Linked DNA regions of Homo sapiens: region 1 is linked to region 2. Evidence: chromatin contacts called from ENCODE Hi-C or POLR2A ChIA-PET data. All regions are on one chromosome and are shown on one strand. Each heading gives the region's core, a stretch centred on a gene start or an enhancer-like site at or near the end of the contact. The rest is flanking DNA. Distances are from core to core; before and after follow the strand shown. Region 1 holds the start of ZNF35 (zinc finger protein 35). Region 2 holds the start of ZNF852 (zinc finger protein 852).

Region 1 (3,849 bases), core at 356-2,855, 140 kb before region 2:
GTAGTTTTAAGGTTCTTTTCATTTTTTTTGTTTGATTTTTACATTTTCCATAGCTTCCAAATGTCCTGTGAGATAAAATATTACACTTAAGATTTAAAAAAAGATTACTTTCATGTTGCCATTCTTCATGCTTATTTTAAATGCTACACAATAACCTATGGTGTTGATAAATCTTCACTCTCATTGAAAAAGGATCAAGTAATACAGAAATATATAGAATTAAATATATAACCTACACACACTACACACACACACACACACACACACAAAGTACTTATCAGTTTAGATGGGAGTCCTAACCCATTTTCTCTGCATTTACATACTTATATGTTCACCTTCACACATATTGCTTATTTTTCAAAAACATACTTTAGATCATCACAGTTATATACTGTTCAGCAACCTGCATTGTTTTTTAACTCAATTTCCGTATTTCACAATAGTCTTAACAATCTTTCAATACAACACATATAGAACTACCTCATTCTGGCATAGTATTCTAAATTGTGGCTATATTATCATTTACTTAATCATATTCTATTTATGAACCATTTATTTAGTAAAAGTTTATATTTCCATTTTATTAATATTTAAAAGTTTTTCTTTGTAAATATTTTTTTTTTGCTGAATTATTCCTTTAGAATAATCAGAGAATTACTGGTTCAAGGATTTGCTGGTTGATATGTACTGTCAAATTGCTTTCCAAAAGCACCATGCCAATTCACACCCCCACTAATTGACAGTAACCCTTTATCACAGCTAAGCCAGCAGGGTTTTTGTTTTTAACCTGTGAGCAAAATAACCTTACTAGTTTGATTGCTTATGAAGAGATTGAAATTTTTCTTTCTAACCCCCTTTGAATGTTTTATTGGAAAAGGGTGCGAAATCTTATTCAATCCCCTGTTGCTGCTATTGAAGTGATCATACTCTTTTCCCCATGTCAACTTACTGGCCACTTACTGTATACACTGAATTTATTAAGTAATGCAATACTTTCATTCCTGTGACAAACCTTAATTCTGGAGGACTATTCTTTCCATCACTATCCGAATTCAATCTGGTATGAAGGTCCTTAAGACTAGTTCCACCTTGTGTATAAGACTGCCTACAGTGAGTACTCTCATCAGACTTCTGATCAGATTCTGACGGACCTCCGGTCCCAGACGGCACAGGGCCCTCTATCAAAGGCTCCCTTTCAACGTCCTTTCTCTATTTCCAAACGTGGCAATCCATTCTTTCCACGTATAGGCTCCTCGCGGCCCTGTCCCTGGGACCTATCTGGCCCCTTGGCCGGTCCGTGTGCATCCTCTCCCGGACCAGGCCCCAGGTGGGCAGCAGCCGGGATTCCGAGGCGGTGGGGAACTCACTGCCCCCCGCACCCCGACAGACAAGGCTGGTGTCCCCGGGGAAAGGACGCAGGGGCCGCTCCTAGGGCCATGGCCCCTGGGAGAGCCCCTTTTTCTCCCTCGACGTTCGTGCCCACCCCCTCCGACCCCACTCACTGTGCGCAGCTGAGAAGCCCGACCTGAGTTCACTGGCTCTGCAGCAGGAGGCTGGCTGACCGGTACTTCAGCTTCTACCGGCACGAGAACAATGACCGGACAGGAAGTGCCTCGGGATGGGCTTCCGGCTCCCCAAGTCGCCAAGCCGGCCTCTCTAGGAACCTCGGAGGTGCTTTCCTCTCGATGGGTGTCCAATGTCGCCCCAGACCAGGGATGGGGCAGAAGCGCTTAGGAGGATTGTGCTGTTGGAAGCTCTAAGTGAGCCTCAGGGAGGGGCGCATCCCAAGCAGGGATGAGACACTCAGGCGAGGCGCGCACCCAAGAGCCTGAAGCTACACAGCATTAATCTGTAGAAAGCCCTGATAATTTCCCCTCAAATGTTTTATTTTGAAAATATCAGAGTACAGAAGAGTTGAAAGTATGGCACATTGAATACCCGTATTTTCCATGTGGACTCAACAATGAACATTTTGCTATGTTTGCCTGATCTCTCAATACATATTTAAAATCATTTTTTTGAAAGTTGTAAACATCAGAACACTTCATTCCAAATACTTCAACATGCATCCCTTAAGATTAAGAATATTCTTCAAACTACCACCACCGTCACAGGTAAGAAAATCAACAAAAATTCCCTAATACCATCTAATAACCAGTCATATTCAAATTTCCCAACTGTCCTAAAACATGTATTTTATAACTTTTTTTCAAATCAGTTTCACACACTTTAGTTGGTTACAGCTCTTTAGTTTTGGGTTTTCGTTGCCATTGTTGGTTTTTACTTTTTATTTTGAAATGATAGAATCACAGGAAGTTGCAAAGATAGCACCCTTCACCCACTTTCCCCTCATGGTTACATCTTACATAAAATGAAAAAGGAAATCAACATTGGTACAGTATGTGTGTATAGGTATAGCACCTATAGATTTGTGTAACCACCACTGCAATCAAGATACACAAGTGTTCCATCACCACAAAGACCTTTCTGGTGCTACCTTTTAATAGTTCCATCCAACCCTCTCCCCATTTTTCCTCCCACCATCCCTAACCTTTGGCAACCATTAATCCATTTTTCATCTCTATAGTTTTATCATTTTGAGAATGTTATATGAATATTTTCATACAGAATATGGCCTTTTGTGATTATTTTCACTCAGCATTAATTCCCTTGAAATTTATTTGAGTTGTTATGGATATCAATAAGTCAATTTTATTGCAGAGTAACAAGTATTCCATGGTAATACATAAACCACAATTTGTTTTAACCACCTAAGGAAGGATATATGGGTTGCCTACAGGTTTCGACCATTACAAATAAAGCTGCTATGAACATTCGTATACAGGTTTTTGTGTGAACGCAAGTTTTCATTTCTCTGGGATAAATGCTCAGAAGTGCAATTCCTGAAGCATGACATATACATGTGTGGTTTTACAAGAAACTGCCAAATTATATTCCAGAGTGGCTGTACCATTTTACATTCCCAGCAATGTATGAGATCCTGTTTCTCTTCATCCTTGCCAGCAGTTACCACCATTAAAAAAAAAAAGTTAAGCTATTCTGATAGGTGATATCTCACGATTTTACTCTGCATTTCCCTCATGCCTAATGATGTTGAACATCTTTTCATTTGCTTATTTGCTATCTATACTTCAGTGAAATGTCTGTCTTTTGCTTATTTTCTAATTGTATTTACTTATTACTGTTAAATTTGGAAAGTTCTTTATGTAGTTTACATACAAATCCCTTGTTGGATATGATTTGCAAATATTTTTTCCCAACCTGTAATATCATCTTTGTAAAAAGGTCTCTTACAGGGTAAATTATCTTAATTTTGATGAAGTCCAATTTAACATTTTTTTTCCTTCTAAGGAGCATGCTTTTGAGTCATCTGAGCCTTCTTAGCTCAGTCCTAGGTCCTGAAGTTGTTGGTTTACTGCCTATGGATATCCAATTACTCCAACAGTATTTGCTGAAAAGGCGATCCCTCCTCCATTGAATTGCTTTTGCCCCTGTCAAAAATCAATTGGCCATTTATGTGAGTCTATTTCTGGTTCTTAGTACCTAACGGCTCTCTAGTATTATCTTTTAAAAACAAGCCTCCTCATCCATGTTTTATACCTTTCATATCGAAATTTTCATACATACACAAAAGCAGAGAATGGTATAATAAACTCACAGCAGACTCAAGACAGCTTGAACAATTTTCACTCCCCTCTCTTTTTCATCATAATAATATTTTGAAGAATCCAGGGCAGCTTTCTTATGCAATATTCCACGTTCTGGATGTGTCTGTTTCTCGTGGTGTCTTTTATTTGTTCCTCTGCCTCCTGTATTTCCTGTAACCTG
Region 2 (4,237 bases), core at 1,129-3,628:
GCAGTGAGCCAAGATCGCGCCACTGCACTACAGCCTGGGTGACAGAGTGAGACTCCATCTCAAAATAAATAAATAAATAAATAATTATAAATAAGGCTGGGCGCTGTGGCTCACACCTGTAATCCTAGCACTTGTGGGAGGCCGAGGTGGGCAGATCACCTGAGGTCAGGAGTTCGAGATCAGCCTGGCAGACATGACAAATCCTGGCTCTACTAAAAATGCAAAAATTAGCTGGGGATGGTGGCCTGTGTCTGTGGTCCCAATTACTGGGTGGCTGAGGCAGGAGAATCACTTGAACCCAGGAGGGGAGGCGGAGGTTGCAGTGAGCCGAGATCACACCACTGCCCTCCAGCCTGGGTGACAGAGGGAGGCTCCGTCTCAAAATAAATAAATAAATAAATGAAGGAATTCCTAATGCTAAATGCCACATAATCAAACTGAAATTTTATAGAAGTATGTGAATCCCCTAACAGACCAGTTTTTCCTGCAAACAGGAGATTCATAGCAACCATTCAGAAAGGGCCCAGTTAACCCCAGTCAGCATAAGGAAGGCCCCCTCTGCTTTAATCCTTAAAAGAAAAGTAACCTGATGTTAATCAATCTATTTTTGCTATTGTTTGGTTCTCTTGTTCCCACCTTTAAAAACCCACTGTTCTGCCACATGCTGTTAGTCTACTTTATAGAAGTTTTTACTATTTTGTACCTGCTTCTCCAACTCATAATGTTACACAGCCTCTCCAGGTTGTAGCCCAAGAAGCAGCCTGCTCTTTCTCGTTCTCTCTCTTTCTTCCTTCTCTCTTTCATTCCTTTTCTCTCTTTCTCACTTCCCTCCCTCCCTTCCTCCCTTCCTTCCTTGGGTCTCGCTCTGTCGCCCAAGCTGGAGTACACTGCCCCAATCATAGCTCACTGCAGCCTCGACCTCCCCGGCCCAAGCGATCCTTCCGCCTCTGCCTCCACAGTAGCTAGGACTACAGGCGTGCACCACCAAGCTCAGCTAATGCTCTTTCTGGTCTGAGTTTTGACCCTCATCCTAACCTGTTGTTCTTTGAGTACACTCTGGGCCTTGATGCGTTGGGTCATTCCTGCTTTCCCAGGTGGTAACCGTTCCTGGGCAGGGATTTTAGTTTTCCTTGGAATCTTGCCCTCCTCACTATCCTGCCCACAACCTTCTACCCCTAGCTTCTGGGATCTCAGCTAGGAGCCATGCTATCCCCAACTCTCCCTCTACAGGGACGTGGGACGGGAGAGCTTTTATGAAGCACAGTAGTGAAAAGACCAAAAGATTTGGATTCAGTGGCTATTCCAGTTACTGACTCTATTTCCTTGGGCAACTCAAATCAATGCATGGCAGCCAGTGTGTTATGAGCTACCGGAAGTATACAGAAAAGTACCAGAAAAAATACAAGCATTATCATCAGTCGCTGTCAATTAAATAACTCTGTTACATTTCAACAGTGTTCGTAACCACTTGACATTGATGTATTTGTGTAATTTCTATTATCTGTTTTTCCCACAAAGCTGTAGCTCCATCCAAAGTGGGCAACTGAGTGTCTTGGTCAGTCATGTGCAGCCTGATGACCCTTGAACAGTTGCAAAAGTGCGCCTAGGGCTTGTAGCATTTACTTAAAAGGGGATAATAAACTCTCACGGCCAGTGCTGGGCTTATTGCCTTGTTTGGGAATTTCTCCATTCAAGGGTTTTATGTTTGGGGATGTGCTGGCCCTATTTTTTTGTTTGTTTGTTTTTTGAGACGGAGTCTGGCTCTGTCTCCCAGGCTGGAGTGCAGTGGCACGATCTCGGCTCACTGCAACCTCCGCCTCCCAGGTTCAAACGATTCTCCTGCCTCAGCCGCCGAAGTAGCTGCGATTACAGGCGCCGCGCCACCACACCCAGCTACTTTTTTTTTATTTTTAGTAGACACGGGGTTTCACCGTGTTAGCCACCGATCTCCTGACCTCGTGATCCGCCCACCTCGGCTTCCCAAAGTTCTGGGATTACAGGCGTGAGCCACCGCGCCAGGCCGCTGGCTCTATTTTCACCGCTAGCTTTGGATCCCTTTCTTCCCTGAAGGAAAAGAGGCCTCCAGGGCAGCCGTGCAGAACCGATGGGAGGGATGTAGGATAATACGCCAAAGCCGATAGAGTTCTGGAGCGCGCCTGGGCATCAGAGCGTGGAAGACAAGTGTCCGCGGAAGGAGGCGAAGGATGCTGGACAAGCCCCGCCGCCCGCCGCCCGCCGCCCGCCGCCCGCCGCCCGCCGCCCGCCGCCAGCGGCCCTGGGCCCAGGGAGAAGCAGAGATGTTGGCCCTCCCAGTTTCCTAGAGAGGCCGCAGAGGGCCCGGGGAGGCGACGCGCGTGCGCAACTGGGGAAGCTGGGAGGTAGGCGCGGGGCGGTCGGCTGCGGTGGCGGCGTTTGGATGATTGTCTCTCGGCGGCGGAGTCGGTGAGCGGCCCGGCGGGGCGCGGGGTGCGGAGCGGGGGCGGCTGTGCGTGCGAGAGTGGCAGGTGAGGCCGGGCCTGGAGGCTGCACCCGGGGCGGGGGTCTGGCCGTGGATCCCGCCCGGCCGCGCCGAGGGCATACCTCTTCGCCCCCCGGGCGTCTGGGGCAGAGAATCTGGAAAATTCCCGGTTTCTTCTGGCTTTATCTTTTCACCCAATTATGCGAATAAAGCGTACTTATTAGAGACAATTAGATAAGTGGAAGAAAAGTGAAAGTAGCCACCGTCCGGAAATCTTAGTCTCCAGGTCTCCTGACATTGAAAACATCTGGCATAGACTTCTCCCTTTTTCTTGTCTTATTTCACTTCCTGGCACCTGTCGCCGTCTAACATAGCATGTATTTGTTTATTGGTTATCTTCCCATAAGCCCCTTGCCAGGGCAGTGCTTTCTGTTTGCTTTATTAACTGCTGTTACCTTAGTGTATGGGAAATAGTAGGTGCTCCTAGAAGGTGTTTGTTAAATTAATGAAAGAAGGAATATCTAAACTGGGAGACAAGAAGAATTGACAGTTTTTAATGTCTTTTTTTTTTTTTTAAATAGCCCATTGCCAAGTTAAGAATGTAAGAGTGACCTTGAGCCTGGAACATTTCCTTGCAGAGTTAGAGCCCTCACAGCCTGTGCTGCTGCATTTAATGCCTTGTGTCTTTCAGTGTTTCAGGCTTCATGTGTACTCCTTTGTTGTGTTTAATCTCTTAAGTCAGTGGCCTTCATTCATTCTCTCAGCCTTCTGTATTTCACACCCCATAGGAGTGGGGAGGGTGGATTGAGATCTTTCTTCCTTACTAAGTGGGGTGTGTGCATCACACCAGCCCTATAGCTGTGGAGTGGATCTGCTGGGTGTGGGGGCTCTTTGCATTGCAGGAGGCTGGATCTTGTTCCCTGTTTCTCCTTTTGCTGTAAGTATACGCTGTACCTCTTGGGGCCTGATGTGGTTGGTATCTGTCCTCAGCGACCTCAAATCATGTGCTATCCCTTCCTTGGATGGCCTTTTAATCTTGGCAGCACAGCCTGGCCACCTGGTGAATAGTGGAACAGTCATGGTGATGCATAAGGATCTAGTATGTTCCTTTTAGGTGCTGTATGGTATTTCATCCTATAAAAATGCTACTTTTATTTAGCCATATTGATGGACAAGTAGGTTAAATCCAGTATTATGTTATTACAGAGAATATTTTAGTAAATACCTGTGTAAATGTCTGAATACCCGTGCAAGTGTTTTTCAGGGCAGATTCTTACAAGTTAAATTCCTGTAGCGTAAGGAATATGTCTTTTTAGTTTTACTGTGGACTTTCAAACTATCCTTCCTGTTGGCTATTACATTTCCACATCTATTAGTGGTTTGTGTTTGGTGTTTTTTTCTTTTGCTTTTCTTTTGGACAGAGATTTTTTTCATATTGATGTATTCAAATATATTCACTCTTTTCATTTTGTTGTCTTAAGAAATTCTTGGTTACACCAGGGTTCTTAGAGTCTTTATGGTTTTTTTCTTTTTTTTTTTTGAGACAGAGTCTCACTCTGTGTCACCCAGGCTGGAGTGCAGTGGCACAATCTTGGATCACTGCAGCCTCTGCCTCCTGGGTTCAAGCAATTCTCTGCCTCAGCCTCCCGAGTATCTGAGATTACAGGCGCCTGCCACCACATCTGGCTTTTTTTTTTTTTAAAGTAGAGATGGGATTTCACCATCTTGGTTAGGTTGGTCTTGAACTCCTGACCTTGTGATCCACCCACCTTGGCCTCC

What was found. A loop is a pair of places that touch in the nucleus more often than their neighbours do. ChIA-PET counts read pairs that join two places held with the same protein, here RNA polymerase II (POLR2A). Pooled maps may share reads with other maps.
Region 1: a loop to region 2 is called in a map of PC-9, with 12 times the contacts of the local background. The contact joins the promoter of ZNF35 here to the promoter of ZNF852 in region 2. A Hi-C loop is called at or near these places in 3 of 168 maps with a recorded cell type or tissue (B cell, Calu3 and PC-9), 14 of 37 single-sample maps with no recorded cell type and 13 of 50 pooled maps. POLR2A ChIA-PET finds 5 or more read pairs at or near these places in 6 of 52 experiments (B cell, CD4-positive, alpha-beta T cell, HEK293T and 3 more).

The regions. Positions count from the first base shown.
Region 1 is chr3:44,646,488-44,650,336 of GRCh38, reverse strand. It overlaps ZNF35 (zinc finger protein 35), which reads right to left and starts at 1,605. Exons shown (of 4, transcript NM_003420.4): 1 at 1,503-1,605. ZNF660-ZNF197 (ZNF660-ZNF197 readthrough) reads right to left here. Exons shown (of 8, transcript NR_147692.2): 8 at 1,866-3,849. ZNF197 (zinc finger protein 197) reads right to left here. Exons shown (of 6, transcript NM_006991.5): 6 at 1,866-3,849. The region is part of intron 2 of ZKSCAN7-AS1 (ZKSCAN7 ZNF cluster antisense RNA 1); the gene reads left to right. RefSeq lists enhancers at 1,123-1,232, 1,313-1,482, 1,361-1,920.
Region 2 is chr3:44,508,758-44,512,994 of GRCh38, reverse strand. It overlaps ZNF852 (zinc finger protein 852), which reads left to right and starts at 2,378. Exons shown (of 4, transcript NM_001423469.1): 1 at 2,378-2,442. RefSeq lists enhancers at 1,924-1,983, 1,442-2,218, 2,219-2,995 and silencers at 2,204-2,253, 2,384-2,443, 2,454-2,613.